Regions from separate parts of the Homo sapiens genome. Here region 1 is linked to region 2. A link is a loop called in an ENCODE intact Hi-C map of the cell type or tissue named here. Cell type or tissue: IMR-90. All regions are shown on one strand. Links, peaks and the distances in the headings refer to the core of each region. The heading gives the core; the rest is flanking DNA. Region 1 overlaps SPIN1 (spindlin 1). Region 2 overlaps SPIN1 (spindlin 1).

The links. Hi-C counts contacts between places; a loop is a spot of excess contacts. Peaks named below come from ENCODE experiments on the same cell type or tissue, not always from the same donor. Only the 100,000 strongest peaks of a DNase experiment are listed, where the experiment ranks them.
Region 1: it touches region 2 in a loop (2.5-fold over the local background); 3 of 110 quality-filtered maps call a loop at or near these places.

The regions. Positions count from the first base shown.
Region 1 is chr9:88,392,662-88,405,393 of GRCh38, reverse strand. All of the region lies in intron 1 of SPIN1 (spindlin 1), which reads right to left. Among named protein-coding and RNA genes, the nearest start is that of SPIN1, 11 kb to the right of the region's middle. RefSeq lists a silencer at 9,128-9,352 and enhancers at 8,996-9,496, 9,497-9,997. In IMR-90, for the core only: no CTCF peak of the experiment used is centred there; DNase peaks (open chromatin) are centred at 5,193 and 5,773; H3K27ac peaks cover 1,776 bases.
Region 2 is chr9:88,469,669-88,482,400 of GRCh38, reverse strand. It overlaps SPIN1 (spindlin 1), which reads right to left. Exons shown (of 6, transcript NM_006717.3): 6 at 3,707-7,323. The coding sequence ends at 7,124. Among named protein-coding and RNA genes, the nearest start is that of NXNL2, 59 kb to the left of the region's middle. In IMR-90, for the core only: no CTCF peak of the experiment used is centred there; a DNase peak (open chromatin) is centred at 4,870; H3K27ac peaks cover 1,506 bases.

The DNA of each region.
Region 1 (12,732 bases), core at 4,476-6,975, 78 kb after region 2:
AGCCGGGCATGGTGGCGCATGCCAGTAATCCCAGCTACTCGGGAGGCTGAGGCAGGAGAATCGCTTGAACCCGGGAGGTGGAGGTTGCAGTGAGCCGAGATCCTGCCACTGCACTCCAGCCTGGGAGACAGAGCGAGACCCTGTCTCAAAAAACAAACAAAAAAAAGTATAGTACAATTACGTACAGTACATTGTACTTGATAATAAACAACTATGTTACTGGTTTATGTATTAACTATGTTTAATCATTATTTTAGTCTGTACTCATACTTATTTATAAAAAAAGTTAACTGTAAAACAGCCTCAGGCAGGTCCTTCAGGAGGTACTCCAGAAGAAAGTACTGTTATCATAGATGACAACTCCATATGTGTTATTGCACCTGAAGACCTTTCACCTGGACAAGATGCCGAGGTGGAAGACAGTGATACAGATGATCCTGAGTATCTTAGTTTTTTTTTTTTTGTTTTTTTTTTTTTTGAGACGAAATCTCACTCTTGCCCCCAGGCTGGAGTGCAATGGCACGATCTCGGCTCACTGCAACCTCTGCCTCCTGGGTTCAAGCGATTCTCCTGCCTCAGCCTCCCGAGTAGCTGGGATTACAGGCGCCTGCCACTACGCCCGGCTACTTTTTGTATTTTTAGTAGAGACAGGGTTTCACCATGTTGGCCAGGATGGTCTTGAACTCCTGACCTCAGGTGATCTGCCTGCCTCGGCCTCTCAAAATGCTGGGATTACAGGCATGAACCACTGCGCCTGGCCAAGTATCTTAGTTTTTAACAAAAAGTTTAAAAAGTAAAAACAAAAGTAATAAATTTTTAAAATAGAAAAGGCTTACAAAATAACAGGAAGAAAGTATTTCTATACATCTGTACAATGTGTTTGTGTTTTAAGCTAAGTACTATAAGAGTCAAGAAATTTAAAAATTATGAACTTCATAAAGTAAAAAAGCTACACGGTTTCTAATACAGATGCAAGAAAAAAGTGTCTTCGCTGTCTGACTGTAGCAGCCAAGACTGGATTGAAGAATTGGGGGTTAGGGGAGAGTAAGCTAAGGTTAAGTTATTATTGAAGAAAAATTTTTCTATAAATTTAGTGTAGCCTAACTGTACAGTGTTTATACACAGTCTACAATAGTGCACAATAATGTCCTAGGCCTTCACATTCACTCACCACTCACTCACCCAGAGCAACTTCCAATCCTGCAAGCTCCATTCATGGTAAGTGCCCTAATACAGGTGGACCATTTCTGTATCTTTTATACCAGGTTTTCACTGTACTTTCTCTGTGTTTACATACATAATTACTTACCATTGTGTTCCAACTGTCTACAGTATTCAGTTCAGTCACATACTATACAGGTTTGCAGCCTAGGAGCAAATAGGCTTACCATTTAGCCTAAGTGTGTCAAAGGCTACACCATCTAAGTTTTGTGCAAGTATGCTCTATAATGCTCACCTAACAACGCAGTTCTCAGAACATATTCTCATCATTAAGCAACACATGCTGGAAAAATAAGTAAGACTGAAATTAAAGGGTAAAAAAGGATATACCCTACACATACTAACCAAAGGAAAACACTGCAGCAACATTAATATCAAGCTAAATAAACTTTACCTCTAATAATACTGGCCCCTTAAAAAGAACACTTAATAGTGGTTTTCTTTTTTTTCCCCCGCTTTGAAGACAGGATCTTACTCTGTCACCCAGGCTAAGTGCAGCGGTATGATCAGGGTTCCTGAGTGCAGCCTTCACCTCTCAGGCTCAGGTGATCCACCCACATTACCCTCCCGAGTAGCTGGGACTACAGGTGTGTGCCACCACACACAGCTAATTTTTTTAAATTTTCTGTAGAGATGGGGTCTTGCTATGTTGCCCAGGCTGGTCTCAAACTCTAGACTCAAGTGATCCTCCCACCTCAAGCCTCCCAAACTGCTGGGATTACAGTGATTTTAAAAGACCTGGTTGATACATAGCTCTAAATACCAATGCATCTAAGAACACACCCTCATAAGATAATGTATAAAGCAAAAGGTATCGGAACTAAGGAAAAACTGACAAATGCAAAATCAAAGTATTAATACATCTCTTTCAATAACCAACAGAACAAGCTGAAAAGTTTCTGCACAGCAAAGGAAACAAATGACAGAGTGAAGAGACAACCTGTTGAATGGGAAATGATATGTGCAAACCATTCATGACAAAGGACTAAAATCCAGAATATGCAACAAGCTCAAATAACCAACAATTAAAAAATAATAATAATAATCCCACTAAAAAGTGGGCAAAGGACATCAAAAAACATACAAATGGCCAAATGATATATGAAAAAATGCTCACATCAGTAATCATCAGGTAAATACAAATCAAAACTACAATGAGATAGCACCTTACCACAGTTAGGATAACTATTATTAAAAACACAAACAACAGAAGATGGCAAGGATGCGGAGAAAAGGGAACTCTTATACACTGGGATGGAAATTAGTAAAGCCATTATGAAAAACAGTACGGAGATTTCTCAAAACACTAAAAATAGAACTACTACATACTTCAGCAATCCCACTACTGGCTATTTATCCAAAGGAAAAGAATTCAGTATTATCAAAGGGATACATACACTCACCTGTTTACCACAGCACTATTTACAAAAGCAAAGATATAGAATCAACCTAAGTATCCATCAATGAGCAGAGAGATAAAGAAAACGTGGCATGTATACACAATGGAATGCTATTCAGCCAGAAAGAAGAATAAAATGTTTGCAGCAACATGGGTGAAGCTGGAGGTCATTATGTTAAGTGAAATAAGCCATGCCAGGCATAGAAGGACAAATAACACATGTTCTAACAAATACATGGGAGCTATAAAAAAAAAAAAAAAAAGTTGACCTCATGGAAATAGAAAATACAATAACAGGTATCAGAGGCTGGGAAGGGTGAGGAAGAGAGGTTGGTTAATGGGTACAAACATACAGTTAGAAAGTTCTAATGTTCTCTAGCAGAGTAGGGTCACCATAGTTAGCAAATATATACTGTATATCTCAAAGTAGCTAAAAGAGAAGGCTTGAAATGTTACCAGCACACAGCAATGACAAATACTCAACGAGGCGCAGTAGTTCACACCTGCAATCCCAGCACTTTGGGAGGCTGAGGCAGGCGGATCACCTGAGGTCAGGGGACCCAGACCAGAATGGCCAACATGGTGAAACCCTGTCTCTACTAAAATTACAAAAATTAGCCCAGCATGGTGGCACACACCTGTAATCCCAGCTTACTCAGGAGGCTGAGGCGGGAGAATTGCTTGAACCCAGGAGGCAAGAGGTTCCAGCAAGCCAAGATCGCACCGCCGCACTCCAGCCTGAGCAACAGAGCGAGACTCCATCTCAAAAACAAAAAGATAAAATACTCAAGGTGATGGATGCTCCAGGTACCCTGACTTGATCATTATACATTCTATGCATGCAACAAGTATTCATATGCATCCCATAAAGATGTAAAATATTATGTATTAATAAAAGGAAAAGATTGTTAGGAATTTAGCAAAGTATTTTTAGGCAAAGGCTTAAAACAGACACATAACATCTCAACATAAGCAAGAACATACAGTTCCACAACTTGCTTCTCTTATTAAATGTTACATTTTTTGTGTAATATAGTTGGCCCTTGGCCTCTTATCCCTTCAGCTCCACATCTGTGGATTCAACTAACCTCAGATTTTCAACATTTGGGAAATGATGGTTTCATCTGTACCAAACACATAAAGTTTTTTCCTTGTAGTTATTCCCTCAACAATACAGTATAACTATTTGTATAGCATTTACACTGTATTACATACTAGGAGTAATTTAGAGATTAAAGTATACAGAAAGATATGCATAGATTATATGCAAATACTACACCATTTTATATAAGAAACTTGAGCATCCATGGATTTTGGTATCCATGGGGTGGGGTGCAGGCGGGGAGGCAGGCGGAGTGTGGGTCCTGGAACCAATTCCCTGATATGGAGGGATGGCTGTATGAATTTTTTTTCCTATCAACCTCTTATTATTAACAGTGGCACAATATTCCAGTGTATGGGTATAATGGTCATTTACTCTACCTTAACTCCATTATTGGACAGTTGTTTCTAATTTTTCTCGATCACAAACACTGATATAATGAAAAACCTTAAACATAACGTATTTGTATACTGTCCAAATTCATCTATACAATAAAATCCTAGCAGTGAAACTGCTGGATCAACAGAGCACATGCATTTTAAATTCTGTTTTAGTGCAGCCATCCTCCAAAAAGGTCCTAGCAAAGTACAGTTCCACCAACAATGCAAGTTATTTAAGGGCTATGCATTTAGGTGAACCTTTCCTTATGAACTAATATTTTATTAGAATCTCACTCTGTTGCCCAGGCTGGAGCGCAGTTGCACGATCATGGCTCACCGCAGCCTCGACTTCCCCAGCTCAACTGATCCTCCCACCTCAGCCTCCCGAGTAACTAAAACTACAGGCACAAGCCACCACACCCGGCTAATTTTTTTTTTTTTTTTTTTGAGGCGGAGTCTCGCTCTGTCACCCCAGCTAGAGTGCAGTGGCATGATCTTGGCTCACTGCAACCTCTGCCTCCTGGGCTCAAGCGATTCTCCTGCCTCAGCCTGCCGAGTAGCTGGGATTAAGGCATGGGCCATGATATCCGCTTAATTTTTGTATTTTTAGTAGAGATGAGGTATCGCCATGTTGGCCAGGCTGGTCTCAAACTCCTTACCTCAGGTGATCCTCCTGCCTTGGCCTCCCAAAGTGCTGGGATTACAGGTATTAGCCATCACGCCAGGCCAAATATAGACTCTCATAGAAGGTGAGTGAATGGTCAGTGGAGTTCCTTGTTAGGCCAGAAAAAATCTAACCGAGGCATCAGGCCTTGTGGATGGGCCTCAGTCAATTAACCCAACTGTTAAGAGTCCTTTCTATCTCCTTGAACTATAACACTGAACCCAGAATCTCTGCTTAGTGAGCCCACATCAATAAATTCTGCCTGATTCAACTTTATGTTCCTTCCACTGTTATACTATACCCCTAAGATCCATTGCCACAAATCAAATACTCCTCCAGGCTCCTGACTATACAGTGGCAAAACTATACAATCTTTTAGAGTGCAGCATACCTTTCTCATGGGTCACCTCACTCTCTGGGGCCTGCTGCAACTACAGTCCAGCCACAGATCTACAAGAAAGAAGGATTACAGGGCAGATTCTGAGGAAGACAGTACCGTGCTGGGCAACTACCCAAAGGGAGGCCAATTACAGGTTTTTCAGGCAAACGGAGATTAAGTTCCTCTGGGAAGGGTTGGAAAGGCTGCTTCTCCGGGAAAGGCAGCAGAGCAGCATTTAAGGATTTAAGGACTCCAGCTTAAACAGAATCTGACCATATGCCTCCAATCCAATTTTCAGGATTCCATTCCTACCAATCAATGATCTCACCCACAAATTAGGAATTACATTTGCATTTTTAGAGCAGTCACAGAAACCTTCGGGTCCCTTACGTGTAGCCTGAGCTAAAAATTTAAAAGCCTGAGCTGATCATTCTGCTTTGTATGGTTTGAACTTGGCTGAGCTGAACTACATTCCCCAGAATTTCCTTTCCTTTATGTTTCCAACTTGCATGGCTCACAAGAGATTTTTGTGCAGCAACTGAAGGGTGCAGAAGATAAAGCAACCACCCTGCAGCTTGCACACACTGTTGCTGCTCATCTTCTGACTCACCCCATTCGTGTGAGGCAGTGGTTGGCCTAGAATTGCAGCTGCATCCACTCCACCTTCCTCTGGGCTCTCCTTAAGCTTCTCTGCCTCCTGGGCTACATTTGCCAAGGATCCAACTCTTACAGGCCACCCACACAAGCAGGAACAAAGGCAACTAGAACTAGCATGGTTTCCATGTACCTTGCCTGTGGCTTCCTGTGTCCTCTTCTTCCCCACTTTACATCCATCTTCCTTTCTCAAATGACTGCCCTGTGGACTTCAAACTCCAGCATCAATCACAAAGACAACAGCCTGACAGAAACCGCTTAACGGCTGGGCACGGTGGCTCACGCCTGTAATCCCAGCACTTTGGGAGGCCGAGGCGGGTGGATCACGAGGTCAGGAGTTCAAGACCAGCCTGGCCAACATGGTGAAACCCCGTCTCCACTAAAAATACAAAAAAACTAGCCAGGCATGGTGGCGCACGCCTGTAGTCCCAGCTACTCGGGAGGCTGAGGCAGGAGAATCGCTTGAACCCAGGAGGCGGAGGTTGCAGTGAGCCAAGATTGTGCCACTGCACTCCAGCCTGGGCAATAGAGCAAGACTCCATCTCAAAAAAAAAAAAAACTGCTTAAGCCAGCTCCTCCTACACTGTGTGAACTCAAATCACTGTAACAAATGCCTTAATACATACACACACATATCCCATATACGTTTTCCTTTATCCATCCTAGGGGTTTCATTTTTCTAAACCTTATGTGATCCTGAAAAAAATATTACAATTAAAAGTCAACAAGGCCGGGCACGGTGGCTCACGCCTGTAATCCCAGGGAGGCCAAGGCAGGCGGATGACCTGAGGTGGGGAGTTCAAGACCAGCCTGACCAACATGGAGAAACCCGTTTCTACTGAAAATACAAAATTAGCTGGGTGTGGTGGTGCATGCCTGTAATCCCAGCTACTCAGGAGGCTGAGGCAGGAGAATTGCTTGATCCCACGAGGCGGAGGTTGCGATGAGCCAACATCGCGCCATTGCACTCCAGCCTGGGCAACAAGAGCGAAACTCTGTCTCAAAATAAATAAATAAAAGTCAACAAATTGTTACTTAATAATCACTGTATGACAAACACCTGTGCAGACAAGACATTTAACCAACCAGACACCCTCAATTTTCTTATTATTTAATTCTCGCTACTGCACAGGGTAGCTTGAGCCCTCACAATTCAGACACTGAGCTAGATACCAGAAAAGTAATTACAGGCAAAAACAGGAATGGTTCTGCTTTCATGAAACTCAGCCTTTGTGGGAAAACTAAAATTAATTAAATCACATAAACTAATATAACATTGTAATTCTGATAAGCACCAAGAGGACTTGACTGCAGAAAAGTCAAAAAAATTCAAGAACTTCAGACAGCCAGGCACGGTGACTCATGCCTGTAGTGCAGTGGCACAGGTGGGAGGCTGAGGCAGCACTTTGGGAGGCTGAGGCAGGTACACTGCTTGAGTTCAGGAGCTCGAGACCAGCCTGGGCAACAAGGCAAAATCCCGTCTCTACTAAAAATACAAAAATAAACTAGCCAGGCATGGTGGCACATGCCTGTAGTCTCAGCTACGCGGGAGGCTGAGATGGGAAGATCACCTGAGTCCGGGAAGGTCGAGGCTGCAATGAGCCAAAACTGTGCCACTGCACTACAGCCTAGGCAACTGGAGTGAGACCTCGTCTCAAAAAAACAACTTCAGGCTGGGCACGGTGGCTCACACCTGTAATCTCAGCACTTTGGGAGGCAGAGGAGGGCAGATCACTTGAGGTCAGGAGATGGCGACCAGTCTGGCCAACAAGGTGAAACCCTGTCTCTACTAAAAATACAAAAAAATTAGCCAGGCATGGTGGCACGCACCTGTACTCCCAGCTACTTGGGAGACTGAGGAGTGAGAATTGCTAGAACCTGGGAAGTGGAGACTGCAGTGAGCTGAGACCGCACCACTGCACTCCAGCCTGGGAGACAGAGCAAGACTGGGGAAAAAAAAAAAAACACTTCAGACAACTGATGCTTGTTGGAGTCGGTGATGAATATCAGTACAGTCCAATCTCTTTATCTTATGAAAATGTGCAAGCACGCACACAGAAAATTTCATTAAAAGTGATGCTTGAGCCAAACTCTAAAGACCAGGAATAACTGTTAACAAAGAAAGGCATTCCAGGCAGAGGAAAAGAACAAGTGCCAAGATTCCTGGTGGAGAATATGGTGAGCACAGGAGAATGAAGGAGGCCCCACACAACTGGAGCAAAGGAAAGCAAGGGGAAAAACAGTACAAGATGAGGCTGAGGCCCAAAAGTAATTAGTCATGCACCACCTAATGACATTTCTGTCAACACAACAGACCACATATACTACAGTGGATCCATATTATGAGGCTGTTTTAAGCTACGTGTTATTTAAAAAGACAGAAAGTTTAAAAAAAAGTTAAAAAGCTTATTAAGTTAAAAAAATTACAGTAAGCTAAGGTAAATTACTGAAGAAACTTTTTATAAATTTAGTGTAGCCTAACTGTAGTGTTTACATACAGTCTACGGTAGTGTACAGTAATGTTCTAGGCCTTCACATTCACTCACCACTCACTCACAGACTCAACCCAGAGCAACTTCCAGTCCTGACAGCTCCATTCATGGTTCAGTGCCCTACACAGGCATGCCATTTCTCTTTTATACCACATTTCTACTGTACTTTCTCTGTCCTTAGATATGTTTAGATAAATAAATACCTACACAGCACTGTGTTCCAATAGTCTACAGTATTCAGTTCAGTCATATGCTGTACAGGTTTGTAGCCTAGGAGCATTAAGCCATATTACATAGCCTAGGTGCCTAGTAGGTTGTCCCATATAGGTTTGTGTAAGTATACTCTATGAGGTACACAACGAGGTTCTCTGAATGTATCCCATTGTTAAGGGATGTAAAGCTATATGTACACCAACTATATGTGTACCCTTGAGGCTACATTATAAACTTTTGTCCTTAAGGCACTGGAAAGCCATTTAGAGTTTTTCTGTTTTGTTTTCTGAGACGGAGTCTCACTCTGTTGCCCAGTCTGGAGTGCAGGGGTGTGATCTCAGCTCACTGCAGCCTCCGCCTCCCAGGTTCAAGCAATTCTCCTGCCTCAGCCTCCTGAGTAGCTGGGATTACAGGCATGCGCCACCACACCTGGCTAATTTTTGTATTTTTAGTAGAGACGGGGTTTCACCATGTTGGCCAGGCTGGCCTCAAACTCCCAGCTTCAGGTAATCCGCCCACCTCAGCCTCCCAAAGTGCTGGGAGTACAGTACAGGTGTGAGCCACCGCACCCACCTGGCCACCATTTAGAGTTTTAAGTAAAAAGCTGACATGGTCAGATCTGCCTTTTAAAAATGTAATTTTTTTTTTTTTGAGATGGAGTCTCACTCTGTCACCCAGGCTGAAGTGCAATGGCGCGATCTCAGCTCACTGCAACCTCCACCTCCCAAGTTCAAGTGACTCTCATGAGGAGTAGCTGGGATTACAGGCGCAGGCCACCATGCCTGGCCAATTTTTGTATTCTTAGTAGAGACGGGTTTTTTTGTTGTTGTTGCTGTTGTTTTTGAGACGGAGTCTCCCTCTGTCACCCAGGCTGGAGTGCAGTGGCGCAATCTCAGCTCACTGCAGTCTCTGCCTCCCAGGTTCAAGTGATTCTCTTGCCTCAGCCTCCCGAGTAGCTGGGATTACAGGCACGCGCCACCACGCCAGGCTAATTTTTGTATTTTTAGCAGAGATGGGGTTTCACCACGTTGGTCAGGCTGTTCTTGAACTCCTGACCTCATGATCGGCCCACCTCAGCCTCCCAAAGTGCTGGGATTACAGGTGTGAGCCATCACACTGAGCCTGAAAATGTAATTTTTTTAGGCTGTATTGATGCCTGACGCCTGTAATCCCAAGTTTTTTGGGAAGCCCAGGTAAAAGAACTGCTTGGGGTCAGGAGTTCAAGATCATCCTGGGCAACACTGTGAGACCTCATCTCTACAAAAAATTAAAAAGTTTTAAAAAGAAAATGTAACATTTTGACACTAACAAAACTACAAATGTGTTTACCTTTCACCCCACATCTATCTTAAAGCTGTATCTGCACAAATAAAAAACAATATACCCACAAGGTTATTCATTGCCGCAATATTTATAACAGCCAAGAGAATATAAACAACCCAAATGTTCATCATTAGGAGATGAGTTGCAAGCACGCACTTCAATGAAGCGCTCTCCAGAATAAATTAAGTAAAAGGGAGCAGTGTGCATAGAACGGCAGAGCAGTGTGCATAGAACGCTGCCTATTGTGTAGGAAAGGGAAACAAAAATATACACATATGCTTACATTTGCAAAAATGAAATATCAGAAAAACAAAGCAAAAACAACTGGGGCAAGAGAGAAATTCGTGGAGGAACAGAATTAAAGTGAAGCTGTGAACATAACTTTTTAACACAGATCAGATTTTTTAACTACATAAATGTTCACATAAATGTTCTACATGTTAAAAAATACATTAAATAGGCCAGGCGCGGTGGCTCACGCCTGTAATCCCAGCACTTTGGCAGGCCGAGGCGGACAGATCACGAGGTCAGGAGATCGAGACCATCTTGGCTAACATAGTGAAACCCCGTCTCTACTAAAAATACAAAAATTAGCCGGGCGTGGTGGCGGGCACCTGTAGTCCCAGCTACTCAGGAGGCTGAGGCAGGAGAATGGCGTGAACCCGGGAGGCGGAGCTTGCAGTGAGCCGAGATCGCACCACTGGACTCCAGCCTGGGCGACAGAGCGAGACTCTGTCTCAAAAAAAAAAAAAAAAAAATACATTAAATAAAAAACTAAAGCAATTCTTAAAGGAAGAATTTCAGGCAAACAACCCAAATTAATTATCAAACATATAACATAATCAGAGAAAATCTTTTCAAATGGCCTTCCAAATTAGAATGTCAACTGTACATGCTTATGTGGATATATTTTAAGGAAAAAACCATAACCAAACATAAAGCTACAGTTGCTTATTAGTGTTATTTTCAAACTACATTTATACTGTAAGATAATGCAATTATATTAATGTTGCTAAGAATGTAAATTTTCAACGTTAGAGAAAAAAGGATAAGCTCATAGTAAAAACTCTGTGATGTTAAATTCGAACTGGAAATACCAATATAAAAATCAAAATCTGTATGCTTCCCATGGCTGTCCAATAAAAGCATGGGCATTCTAACAGTAAGAACATATAACACCCAGATTTCTGTATCTAAATTCTAATCCTCAATAAAGCAAGCTGAAAGACTCGGTTGATAGGTATTTGGCAGGAAAAGCACAAAGTGAACCTTAGACATCTTGTGTCAGAAAGCAAGAAAAGCTTCAGAGATTACGTGTCATGTCAAAGGAAAGAGAACCAGGTTGAAAGGACCTCAACATGTCCAAGTTGTGAAAAGCTAAGGAAAAACAGTGAGTATTTGATTAAAACACTGGATAAAGCCACACATGGTGGCTCACACCTGTAATCCCAGCACTTTGGGAGGCTGAGGTGAGAGGATCACTTGAGCTTGGGAGTTTGAGACCAGCTGGACCAACAAGGTAAAACCCCATCTCTACTAAAAATACAAAAAATTTGCCAGGCATGGTGGTGCACGCCTGTAATCCCAGCTGCTTGGGAGGCTGAGCCAGGAGAATAGCTTGAACCCGGGAGGCGGAGGTTGTAGTAAGCCAAGGTCACACCACTGCACTCCAGCCTGGGTGACAGAGCAAGACTGTCTCAAAATTTAAAAAACCAAAAACACACATTGGATACATAAAAATCCATGGGTCTACAATGATGCTAAAGAGAGAAAGAAAAAAGTAATTCAAACCCCTCCCTCCAAAAAAAATCAGCTCTGGAGAGATGGCTGACGCCTGTAATCCCAACACTCTGGGAGGCCGAGGCGGGCAGATCACAATGTCAAGAGATCGAGACCATCCTGGCCAACATGATGAAACCCCCGTCTCTACTAAAAATACAAAAATTAGCTAGGTGTGGTGGCACATGCCTGTAGACCCAGCTATTCGGGAGGCTGAGGCAGGAGAATCGCTTGACTCCCGGGAGGTGGAGGGTGCAGTCAGCTGAGACTGCGCCACTGCACTCCAGCCTGGTGACAGAGGGAGACTCCGTCTCAAAAAAAAAAAAAAAAAAAAAAAAAAAACCCAAAAGCAAGAAAAAGGACATTCTTTTCTCTCCTTATTGCCTGTGTCAGGTTAAGCAACAGTAATTCAAATATATGATATGATTTGTTAAATCATTTGCAGACAGGCCCAAGCATAAACAACTACAAAGAAATATAACCTAGTTTTAAAAAAAAAATTGCCTATTTTGTTAACACGCTACTATAACATCTCAAATGGTAAAAAGATGCCTTACTAGTCTTTTCATGTATTCTCTCACCATTTGGATAAAATAATATTTACATTGAGTAAATTCTTCCTCCTCCCCTCCCTTCAGGAAAAAAAAAAAAAAAAGCACATTTAACATAACATTAAATATTCTGAGTTCAGACCAATACCCCATGCCTTAAATGACTTCACCAGCTTCTCTAACAGGCTAGACTCTGGAGATTAAAGATCCTACATGGGCAGGTTCCTCCAACTCACCTTTCATACTGTTCTAAAACACAGGTCCAATCCTGCCCCTGCTTTCAATGGTTTCCCTCTGCCTACAAATTCAACACCAACCACCTTAATGTTACATGCAGAATTTAAAAGGTGGCCCCCAAATTCATCCCTAGACAGATCAGCCATAGGAAAGAAACTACAGGTGGTGTAGGCAGTGGTGACATCATCATCAATATCAACTGGGCATTTACTGTACACCAGGAGCCTATGAAACATTTTACTTCATTTAAGCTCACCCCTGATGAGGTAGGTGTTCTCGTCCCCTGCTATACATAAACACACTCACAAAGGAGGATAGATAGAAAATAGTAGCTAGGT
Region 2 (12,732 bases), core at 3,779-6,278:
AATCTCAAACATCAAAAATAAAGCCAGCCGGGCATGGTTACTCACACCTGTAATCCCAGCACTTTGGGAGGCTGAGGCGGGAGGAACACTTGAGTCCAGAAGTTTAGGATGAGTCTGAGAAACACAGTGAGACGCCTTCTATGGAAAAAAAAAGAAAGAAAGAAAGAAAGAAAAAAACAAAGCAAAACATTGTAAGGCCTTAAGTGACACCCAATGATGACAGGCCGGCAGAACAGCGGCAAGCCCTGTGCCAGGCATAGGCCTGCACTGTGCTTACTTGTCTTTGACACACTGCTCTCCCCTACAGGACTGCTCTGAAAATGACCAGTTTTGTCCTTAGTAGCATCCATCAGATTTAGATTAAATTAAGAATCTAGTGGCTACTTTAATCTAGTGGTTAAAGCTACTTTACCATAGTTATTACAGAAAAACTGGAAGTAACATTTTGTTAAAACCAGGTCCCCAATAAATAAAACAAAGAGTAAACACACTACAGGATAAAGACTGACTTTAGGAAAAAGACCTACTGCTGATGTCATTTCTCTAACAGTCATCAGACTTTTCTATGAGAAGACCAGAGGCTCACACTTGTATACACGGTGTGCAGGTGCAGGGAAGACCAAGGAAAGCAGCTATCCAATTTTTTACAAAGCCACAGAAAGACAAGTTCGAGGAAAAAGCTTTAGAGTTATTTTCACGATCTGTATCTGAAGACAATTCACAATGCTGCCACTCAACCCTGGGTTGTTAACAACTGTTACTTATGTTAACATCAAGGTTTTTTTTTTTTTTTTTTTTTTTTTTTTGAGACAGAGTCTTGTACAGACTCTGTCGTCCAGGCTGGAGTGCAGTGGCACGATGTCAACTCATTGCAACCTCTGCCTCCGGGGTTCAAGCTATTCTTCTGCCTCAGCCTCCTGAGTAGCTGGGATCACAGGCGTGCGCCACCATACCCGGCTAATTTTTTTGTATTTTTAGTAGAGATGGGGTTTCACAATTTTGGCCAGGCTGGTCTCGAACTCCTGACCTTGTGATCCATCCACCTTGGCCTCCCAAAGTCCTGAGATTACAATAGGCATGAGCCACCGCGCCCAGCCCAACATAAAGGTTTTTAAAAGGCTTTCTGTCCTTTCACATTATAATCTGCTTCAGTAATTCCAACATAGAAACAGACAATTTTAAAGTTATGTATAATCTGCTTACCCTATTAAGGATTTTAGGTAGTTTGTGTGGTATATAAAGCTCTTAACTTTCCCTCCAGAAAGCATACACTGAAAATAATGAGAAAGAGGATGGTAAAAGCAGAGCCAGGAGTAAGCCTCCTCTCTCACTGAACAGTCAACGTAAAAAAACAAATGCACAGCAAGGCCCCGCACTTGTGTGTCACCTCAGAGCTGACAGGGGCCGACGCACCACTTGGTCCAGGGCCCTCACTTGAAAATTAAGCAGAAAGAATGCCAATGTCATGTTTAGGCAAACTTATGTGCCATGACATTATTAAAAAACCGTCTGCTACTTGGTTTACCAAAACTAATCATAAGGGCAGACGAAGACTCTAGGAATGGCTGGAGAAGTAACTTAAAGACTCAATGAATTCTCTCAACTCCACATGCTGCCTAAAACTTACCAGTATATGACACAGAACAAACTCATTACTATAAAAATTAAACATAAGATTGTAGGTTATGAGCAAAAGAAATCTAGGCTTTTTAAGTCTCCTGTATGGTTAAAAAAATTAGGTTTATGAAGATATTACTTTCATGATATATTCAAAGTGTCTTTAAAATATAGTTATCTGGCTGGGTGCCGTGACTCACGCCTATAATCTCAGCACTTTGGGAGGCTGAGAAGGGTGGATGGCTTGAGCCCAGGAGTTCGAGACCAGCCTTGGCAACATGGTTGAAACCCTGTCTCTACCAAAAATACAAAAATTAGCCAGTCTCATAACCCAGTCTCAAAATAAATAAGCAAATGAATAGATTTAAAAGTTAAAATAAAGTATCTATATTCTTGTGATGAAAAGTTATTAAAATTTCTTCAGCATACTTTCTCTCCAAAAAAGACATCATTATTTTTATTTTTTTAGTTATGGAAAAAAAATTTTTTTAAGTTCCGGGATACATGTGCAGAATGTGCAGGTTTGTTACATAAGTATATGCGTGCCATCGTGGAGACATCATTTATTTTTTAAGCACAAAAATAATTTTGGGTTATAATTCTTAGCATACAGAGACACAGATGCCTACATTCTAATGACTAATATAAAACCTTTTATTTGGCAATTTGGAAATAAACACTTTTTAGATATTAACTTATGAAATAAGGTTACAGAAAATTATTCATAGAAAATATTACACTATAGATAGATTACTCAAATCACTCCAATGAAGTAATTTAATTGAGGTGTTCATAAAGCAGCTCAGAGTCTGGGCACAAAATAGAGATCCGAGTCTTCATTCCCCTATAATCCTGCGTGAGATACTCAATCTCTGCCTCTTCCTCAAAAGACCATTAAGAACTAAACAAAATAGTGTGGAAAGTGCTTGGCAAGGTACTTATTAAGCATTTATGAATGCTTTATTAGTACCAAATGCTTTTGTCATCACAGAGTTTAATTGTACCAAGAGAAAAAACAAAAATTCTCCAACAGAGTGATGACTGCTTTAAATAGGAGAGTTGATTCATTAGTTTACAAATACTAGTTATCAAGTTTCAAACTTCAGACTAAACTTGCATTGTTATACTTTTGGGGCAATATTTACAGAGCTGTACCCATGACAGATAACACAGACAACGAATAATCTACCTTCAGCAAGGAAGGTCAGAAAACCCAGACTCAAGAGAGGCACCTGTGCTTCCCAATGGCTCATTTCCTCCTTGAACTGCAGCCTTCTTCCACCTAAGCCGGAGTAGACCCTGCCTTCAGTCCACCTCAGTAACCTCCATGGACTTGGAGCACAGGCACTGCACTGACACAAACCTAGAAGCCCAGCGTCCCAAAGCCCAAGTTTGCATTCATCCCTCACCAAGTATCAACCATTCTCCCAAAGGCAGGTAAATATCCCAGACTTAAGCATGAGATCCTTAGGCCAAAATGAACTGGGAAACATTAAAAAAAAAAATCTTATTAAAGCATGCCATAAATTCCACTTTTTACCTCACTGATTAAAATAATCAAGAAAGATAAAACATACATAGGTGTTAATATTAGGTTGGTGAAAAAGTAATTGCATTTTTTGCCATAAAAGCAGTGGCAAAACTGCTATTACTTTGCACCAGCCTATATTACTTTCATTTTTTTGTATCCTAGCATTGAGAAATAGTGATTTTTCACTATAGAATCCCATTGTTTATTATTTATGAGTAAAAGCATTATAAGAAATATTCAAAGCAAGAATACTTGTGAAAAGTATAAAATACCCATTATTTAATTATATTTAAAAGAATTTTTTTAAGTTTAAGATCTTGTAAGTTAAACTTTCTCAATGTCAAATTGCAAACTTCAATATTTAATATATGTGTGATATTGATGACTGCCTCCTCTTCTTTCAGGTATTATTGAATGTTATCAAATAAAAATTCTATTTCTTTCTATGCATATCTGACATTTACATGTGGTGAAAAGGTTACTTGGCCCAAAAAACTTTTCAGAATCAAGTTTAACACATCACATGTTGCTCATCAGCACAAACTTTACAGTCAGGAGTTGCACATAAAGGGTTTATTTTAAATGTTTTAAGGATAAGATAGAGTTACATCATAATTATAAAAATTACTTACAGAATTAACAGATTTATATTGTGTATACTTCTAAATGCAGAGAACAGGGAACTGTCTACACATTGTATAAAATAAAATTAAAATTAAAAATGAATTCAAGCTTGAAAGATGAGGTCATTTACCTAATTTTAAAATGTGAACACGAAGACCTCTGACCTATACACATTCATTCCAACTGCACTAATGATGGAAAAACACAAAGAGCGCAGCATTTCCAAGGAACCACAGACATTTCAACCATAATTATTTTGTTATAATAATTGTTCTGTTTTGTCTTTGGAGAACTTTCATTTTGTTAAGACAATCAGCTTAAGAGTGTTTTCAGGCACTACAATTTGTAACAATCGGAACAGTCTTCTAATGGGTCTACAGTGTTCAGAGATTGAAGCCCAATGCACTTCGTGGTTTGGCACATAAAACAATAAAAGAAATGAAATCTGGTTTAGAAGTAACTGTGATTTTTTTTTAAGAAAACACAGTCCCTTCAAATGCTGCATGACATTTACAACTGGAAAATCACCTTCTGTTGGCACTACATTTGCTTCACCAGTGCATTTTTATCCTAAAACCACTAAAACGGCACAGTAAGCAAATATACAGGAAACTGAAAACAAATAAAAATAAAGAAAACAAAAAAACCTAAATATCTTTAACATGCAATTTTAGTCAGTTACATTGAACATTCTACTTAGAATAGAGCATGCAAAAAAGGATGGTCTGCTTTTAAGATTTTTCTCTGAAGTTTTACGTGGCAGCCTGACATCACACACGCACGCACACACAATACAATAATACTAGAGCAGGTAAATGAGAAAGGCCGATAAATTTTATACATAGATTCATGTCTTGTATTGTCACAAGTCCCATGATACTTTTGGAAATTAATGTTGAATTCCTGGAACAAGGAACCAACATTCAGATACCAGAAAAATGCAAGCAATGCATGCAGATCTGACACATGAGCCTAAAATGAAGCCCAAGATACAAGGGCTTGGGAGCAGAATTAGTCATAGCGTCATTACATGTGGTGTAAGTCACCAAAAGAAAGACAGAATGGGGGAAAATGGGGAGAAAAAAAAACAAACCTTCCCTTTCCCTCAGCCCTAAAGGCAATAAATGAACAATGATTAAACTCATCGTCATCATCACCATCATCATGTTGCATTCATCTAGAAACTGGGAGACCATGTGGTATAAAAAAAGTCATTAAAGTTGCTTGCAGAAAAACCACAATGCAAGTCATTAAGTAATGCTAGAAATGTCTCAATTGACCCAACCCTCAAGATACTTCAAAATGTACTTTATTTTTCCACGCAAAGTTACCGAGCCAAGTTCTGCACAGTTGGTGCATGCTGGACACACTTGCAAACTCTTGCGCTGTAATGTCAGTCTGGACTCTGGGAGCCAGGCTCAGCTTTGAGATTTACATGCAGGGACTCTTAAGAGTCAACAGGAAAACACATAACAGATCTGTAGAATGACACCTGTTCACATACGAGAAGCACCTATGACTTGGGTATCACACTGCTTTCAGAAGCTTGTCCCTGGCTGCCCACAGTGAAGCACGAGGGACAGAGCGACTGCAGCTGTGGACAGAAAACTGAGGTACTGTGTTTACATGGTGAGTGGTCGTTACCATCCAACAGCACAAGGCACAAAAAATGGGCATCAAGCAAACCATGCATAACGAGGCCTGGAAACCATCAAGAACAGCCACAAAAGAGGTCACTCAGACCTCTGATTCAAACTTCTGGTGTTTGAGTGACAAGCATGCACGTTTAGGCTCTGCCCAAATATCAGGGAGGATTTCCAATCTCCACAAGAGACTGGTTTCACATATGGCCTTTCTCCTGGCTGTCAAACCACCAGGGTTCCTCCAAAACAAAATGAGAGCAGCTGTTTTGCTGATCAACCAATCACACTAGCAGTTCTATTTCAGTTTAAAACAACCTTGCAGGAATAAACCACATAAAGACTCCGTGGCTAAGGGCTGCTATTACTTACACCTACCAAGCGAACACAAACGGCTGGCTCTTCTATGGTAACGCTTCACTGGCATGCAAACCCCAAGGGGCCACTGAATGGAATGAATCCACATGAACAGCATACCTGGAGCAGGAACATGCACCCCACAAGAGGTGTCAGGAGACTAAGCTGCTGTTTGTCTAGACATTCTTTGTGAGGAAAAGCCAGGGGTAGGCAGGAAGGGGTGGGTTGAAAGTCTCTGACCATAATCATACATTAGCAATAATAGTAATAAAACTTTAAAAGTCCCAGAGAGCTTGTTAGAAGGCAACAATGCCACTCAAAACTTATACTTCCAATATAAAAGCATTGTATTCTTCCAGAAACTTAACCAAAAACACACAAACCAGTGATGGATTGTTGCCTTTTAAATCCATGTACTGAAATCCAGATTACTGACTTGTACACAATGGACCATATGTGCTGTCCAAAATACACCTACATTACACTGTGTGGAACAAGAACCTGGGCTTTGCAAAAAAGAATTTATGATTAAAATGTAACCCCCCCCCAAAAAAAAATGAAGCTTAGAATTAAAGGTAGCCTTTTACCCAGATTGTTCACCAGATTGTAAAATTCTAATATGGGTCATTAACTGTTCACAAATAATTCATATTTGGACTTATGGTTTAAGGGCTCCAGATTGAAAAGGTGCTCTGAACTTCTGATTTTTTTTTTTTAAACAAGCTGAATGTTCCCATATGGTTCCTGTGCCCAAAGTTTACTTTTAAATAAAGAGCAGTGATATCATATCCATGACTGACTTGGGTAAAGCACTCCTGTTAAACTCAAGAAAATTATGTCACCCCCATCCTAATCCACAAAGACTGCCAGTGGGGTGTGTGTGGTGTGTGGTGTGTGTGTGTACACTTGTATCTGTGTGTATATATTATATATGTATACACACATATAGATATAGGTAGATACAGATACATACATCTCAAAAAAGGCAATAACGAAAACATCAAACTATGCTTGCATTGTGGCGGCAGAATAAGAGAGTTAGGGTGAGGGGGAAAATGGTTAAGATCTATTACAATTTTAAATGACTATGATACTAGCTTAACTTTTACCAAACTTGCCTGTAACTCCCCTCGAAATAGACAGACTTCTTTTAAAAGAAAGGGGTTCTCCTTACACAAAATGCTTTGTGTTCACATCAATCTGTACTATTCAGAACAAAACCAGTTCTGCTGGCAGAGATTGTGGGTTCGCAGGGACATTTAAGCTTTCATTAAACTGGAAAGCAATCAAGTCTTTATGTCTACAAATAATACATTTCATAGTTCCACAAATTTGGCAGAGTTTGTGATGACATCTAGGATGTTTTCACCAAATCGTAGACATAAATATGGAAATCATCATCAAACTTGATGAAATAGACGGAGGGCTTGGCTTCTACTTGATGAATGACCATGCCAGTCCTTTTCGAGCCATCTTCTTTGGCATATTCCACTTGTTTGCCTACCAGGCTGTCCACAACTTCTCCTGGTTCCCTTTCTGCTGGAGGTGAATCATCTATATTAAAAAAAAAAAAAAAAAAAAAAAGAGAGAGAGAGAAAATTTCTAAGTCAATTTTTAGATATAAATCAACTCACATATTTATTTTCATAACTTAAAAAAAATTTTAATAGCCTGAATTCATGATTATCTAGACCAGGAGTCAGCAAACGTTTTCGTAAAAGACAAGACAGTAAATATTTCAGGCTTAGGGTCATATGGTCTCTGTCCCAACTGCTGAACTCTGCCACTGTAGCACAAAAGCAGCCACTGATGATATGTATATAAACAGATGTGGCTGTGTTCCAATAATAAAACTTTTTTTCATAGTTTGCCGACCTCCATCTAGATATATGAACAATTTTGAAAATCATAACCAAAAATTTCTTTGGCCCATGTTTAATCTGTAGCTGCACTTAAATGAAAATAAGTTTGAGTGGCTTTGAAATATAATTTGAAAGCAGACAATTCCTACAGGGATTACTGAGAATATGGCACACATTTAAAATGCCTAAGTACCATTGGTTTTACTCTGTGAATCCTTAAAGCTTCTTCCCCCTCAACTTCACTGCATTTCACATCATCTTCCTAACTCAGTTCCAAAATTTAAGCTTTCCATGCTTTAAAAATTGGTGCTGAATGAACTTCAGCCCAGGACAACTACAAGGGAATCTCTGAGGATGGCACAGGCATCTGTACTGTTTAAAAGGTCCCCAAGATTAATGTACTGCCTCTAGCCTCTAAGAAAACACACAGAAACAGCAAACCATCACCACCAACAACAAAAAAACAAAGTAAAAGAAAAAAAAGAGAGGGGGTTTGCTAGGCAATTATAATTCTATTTTAAGAAACTCTGCATGGGTTCTGAAAAACTCGAAGCTCTTTTCCTCGTAGTAGCAGGTGGCCTTCAGGTAGGGCAACCAGAGGATCCAGCTACATAAGACAGTCCATGTTATCCTGGCACAATTGGTAGTAATGTCATTTTACTCTCACAGGTATCCTGGTGTAGACCATATAATGTACATGTATTAATAGTAGTCTGCCTCTTCGGTTACAATAAATTCTCTCACTGAATGACAATCCAAAAACTGCTACTGTGATCTCTGGTACTAAGAGTCACAAGAAATAAAAATAAAACATCTGAGCATAATCAATTCTTTTAAAAGAAATAAAGAAATATAAGCTGAACTCTTTTCTTTAAAAATTCTCTTCCCTTAAGCAGTATCATCATACTGCCATATTTTTGTGGCACGTTTACAAAAGAATTACAAATACACAATCGCACGTGAATTTTATAGTAACTCAGCTAACCAAGGGAGTCATGTAGAGGCCTGTTTTACCATCAGAGCGGGTACGCGACCAGGACCCTTTCAGAAATCATTAGATCAGAGCATCACCACTGTTTCTAAAGGTAATAAGCTTCCATAGCGCGTGCACACACACACACACACAAGTTTGGAGAATTAAAGGAGAGGGAAGATCAAAAAATGGCTAGGAAAAGCGATGCAGAATTGCAGACGCCCTTGCATTTCCTATGATTAGGTTAACAGGACTTGCTCTATTTATCTATAAAAAAATGTTCAAGTCACCTCATACAGGTTGGAGAAATGCTTTTTAAAGAAATGTTCTCATGACAAATTCCTGAGTATGTAAGTTGCATTACCCCTTTATAACAAATGTACACAATTTTTTTTTTCTTTTTGAGACGGAGTCTTGCTCTTCTCGCCCAGGCTGGAGTGCAGTGGTGCAATCTCGACTCGCTGCAACTTCTGCCTCCCGGGTTCAAGTGATTCTTCTGCTTCAGCCTCCCGAGTAGCTGGGACTACAGGCGCCCTCCACCACACTTGGCTAATTTTTTTATTTTTAGTAGAGACGGGGTTTCACCATATTGACCAGGCTGACCTCGAACTCCTGACCTCAGGTGATCCGCCCGCCTCGGCCTCCCAAAGTGCTGGGATTACAGGCGTGAGCCACCATGCCCAGCCCAAAAATTTTAAAAATATGTATTGAAGAAGTAGAAATTCAAGGCCAGATGAGGAAATTAGTATGTTAACTAACTTATTCATAGGAAGAATTTTTTTAAAAAAAGAAATAAAGATGACTGACGCATGGCTAATGTATGGAGAGGGCCTACCAGTTACATCTGTCCAAGGCCAGAGATTCATGTGTTTGAAGAAAGGCCACTGAGTAGTTTTTAAAGGAACAAGCTTATCCAAAAGTGAAATTAAGAAAACAATTCAATTCATATGCACAATGGCATCAAAAAGAATAAAATCCTTAGAAGTAAATTTAATAAAAGAAATGTGGAGCCGGACGCAGTGGCTCACGCCTTTAATCCCAGCACTTTGCGAGGCCAAGGTGAGAGACACAAGGTCAGGAGATCGAGACCATCCTGGCCAACACAGTGAAACTCTGTCTCTACTAAAAATACAAAAATTAGATGGGCGTGGTGGCGTGTGCCTGTAATCCCAGCTACTCGGGAGGCTGAGGTAGACGAATTGCCTGAACCTGGGAGTTGGAGGTTGTAGTGAGCCAAGATCGTGCCACTGCTCACCAGCCTGGCAACAGAGCAAGACTCCATCTCAAAAAATAAATAAATAAAAAGTGGCCAGGCGCGGCGGCTCACCTGAGGTCAGGAGATCGAGACCAGCCTGGTCAACATGGTGAAACGCCATCTCTACTAAAATACAAAAATGAGCTAGGCGAGGTGGCATGTGCCTGTAACCCCAGCTACCCGGGAGGCTGAGGCAGGAGAATCGCTGGAACCTGAGAGGCAGAGGCTGCAGTGAGCTGAGATCAAGCCATGGATTAGAAGACTTATAAAGTCTTGTTAACATTGTTAAGAGGGCAATACTCTTCAAAACTGATCTACAAATTCAACATAGTCCCTGTCAGAATCCCAGGTGACTTCTTTGTTCTGACAAGTTGATTCTAAAATTTATATGAAATTGCAAGGGACCCAGAATAGTCAAAACACTCCTGAAAAAGAAAGGAGGGGCCGGGGTGCAGTGGCTTACACCTGTAATCCCAGCACTTTGGAAGACTGAGGTGGGCAGATCACTTCACCCCAGGAGTTTGAGACCAGCCTGGCCAATATGGCAAAACCCCATCTCTACTAAAAATACGAAAGTTAGCCCAATGTGGTGGCGTATGCCTGTAATCCCAGTTCCTTGGGAGGCGGAGGTTGCAATGAGCCGAGATCGTGCCACTATACTCCAGCCTGAGCAACAGAGTGCGACTGTCTCAAAAAAAGGAGGAAAAAAAAAAGCAGGACTCAAACTTCTTGATCTCAAAATTTACCACAAAGCAATGTAATCAAGACAATGCAGCACTGGCACAGCAACAGACATACAAACTAATGCAACAGAATTGAGAGTCCAGAAACACACCCACGTATCTGTGGTCAACTGATTTTCTTTTTTTTTTTTTTTTTTTTTTTTTGAGACAGAGTCTCGCTCTGTTGCCCAGGCTGGAGTGCAATGGTGCGGTCTTGGCTCACTGCAACATCCACTTCCCAGGTTCAAGCGATTCTCCTGCCTCAGCCTCCCGAGTAGCTGGGATTACAGGTGCCTGCCACCACACCTGGCTAATTTTTAGTAGAGACAGGGTTTCCCCGTGCTGCCCAGGCTGGTCTCGAACTCCTGACCTCGTGATCCACCCGCCTTGGCCTCCCAAAGTACTGGGATTACAGGTGTGAGCCACCGCGCAACAAGGATGCCAAAACCATTCAATGGGGGAAAGAATAGTCTTTTCAAAATATGGTGCTTGGACAACTAGATAGGCAGTCACAAGCAAAAAAAAATGAAGTTGGACCCTTAACTTGAACCACAAACAAAAATTAACTTGAAAATGCATCAAAGATCTCTAAGTAAGAGCTATAATTATAAAACTCTTATAAGAAAACGAGGGTAAATCTTTATGACCTCAGATTTGGCAAAAGATTCTTAGGACACAAAAAGCATACTCAGCAAGAGAAAACATAACTCGGACTTCAGAGTTTAAAACTTTTGTGCAAAGATCATCATCAAGAAAGTAAAAACAGCCCATGGAATAGGAGAAAACATTTGCAACATATATCTGATAAAGGTCTTGTATTTAAAAAATTGTCACAATGCAATAATGAAAGACAGATAATTCAATTTAAAAATAGGCAGGGGATATGAATAGACATTTCACCACAGATGATATTAAAAGGGCCAATAGGCCGGGCATGGTGGCTCATGTCTGTAATCCCGGCCCTTTGGGAGGCCAAGGCAGGTGGATCCTTTGAGGTCAGGAGTTCAAGAGGAGCCCGGCCAATATGGTGAAACCCCATCTCCACTAAAAATACAAAAATTAGAAGACATGGTGGCACGCGCCTATAGTCCCAGCTACTGGGGAGGCTGAGGCAGGAGAATGGCTTGAACCCAGTAGGCGGAGGCTGCAGTAAGCTGAGATCACGCCAATGCACTCCAGCCTGGGCGACAGAGCAAGACTCTGTCTCAAAAAAAAAAAGGGGGGGGGCCAATAAGCATATGAAAGATGCTTAACATCATTACTCATCAGGGAAATGCAAATCAAAGCCACAATGAGATACCACTTCACATCCACTAGGATGGCCAGAATCAAAGTAACAGTAACAGTTGGTGAGAATGTGGAGAAATCAGAAGTCTCATACACTGCTGTTGGAAATGTAAAGTGGTATTTCCGTTTTTAAAATTAGCCTGGCAGTTCCCCCAAACGATTAAACATAGAGTTACCATTATGACCCAGCAACTCCACTCCTAGGTATATACCCAAAGGAAATAAAACATGTCCACACAGAAACTTGTACAAAAATGTTTACAGCAGCATTATTCATAATAACCAAGAGGTGGGGAAACAACTCAGATGTGCTTTACTGGATGAATGGCTAATCAAAATGTAGTATATCCATACAATGGAATCGTATTTGGCCATTAAAAGGAATGAAGTACTGATATATGCTACAGCGTGAATGAAATCTCAAAATATGCTAAGGGAAAGAAGCTAGCACAAAGGACCTCACACCATATAGTCCATTCATATGAATGTCCACAACAGGGAAATTTACACAGCAAGTATTACTGGTTGCTTAAGGCCAGGGGGTTCGAAGAATAAAGGACTGACAGCTAACAGATACAAAGTTTTCTTTTGAGGTGATGACAATGTTCTAAAATCGACTGTGGTGAGGACTGTACATATCTGTGCGTATATTAAAAAGTACAGAAATGCACATTTTAAATGGACTAACTATATGGACTAACATGGTCGTAATGGCTCACACCTGTAATCCTAACACTTGTGGGAGGCCAAGGCTGGTGGACTACCTGAGCTCAAGTGTTTGAGACCACCTTGGCCAACATGGTGAAACCCCATCTCTAAAATATAAAACAAAACAAACAAACAAACAAAAATTAACCAGGTGTG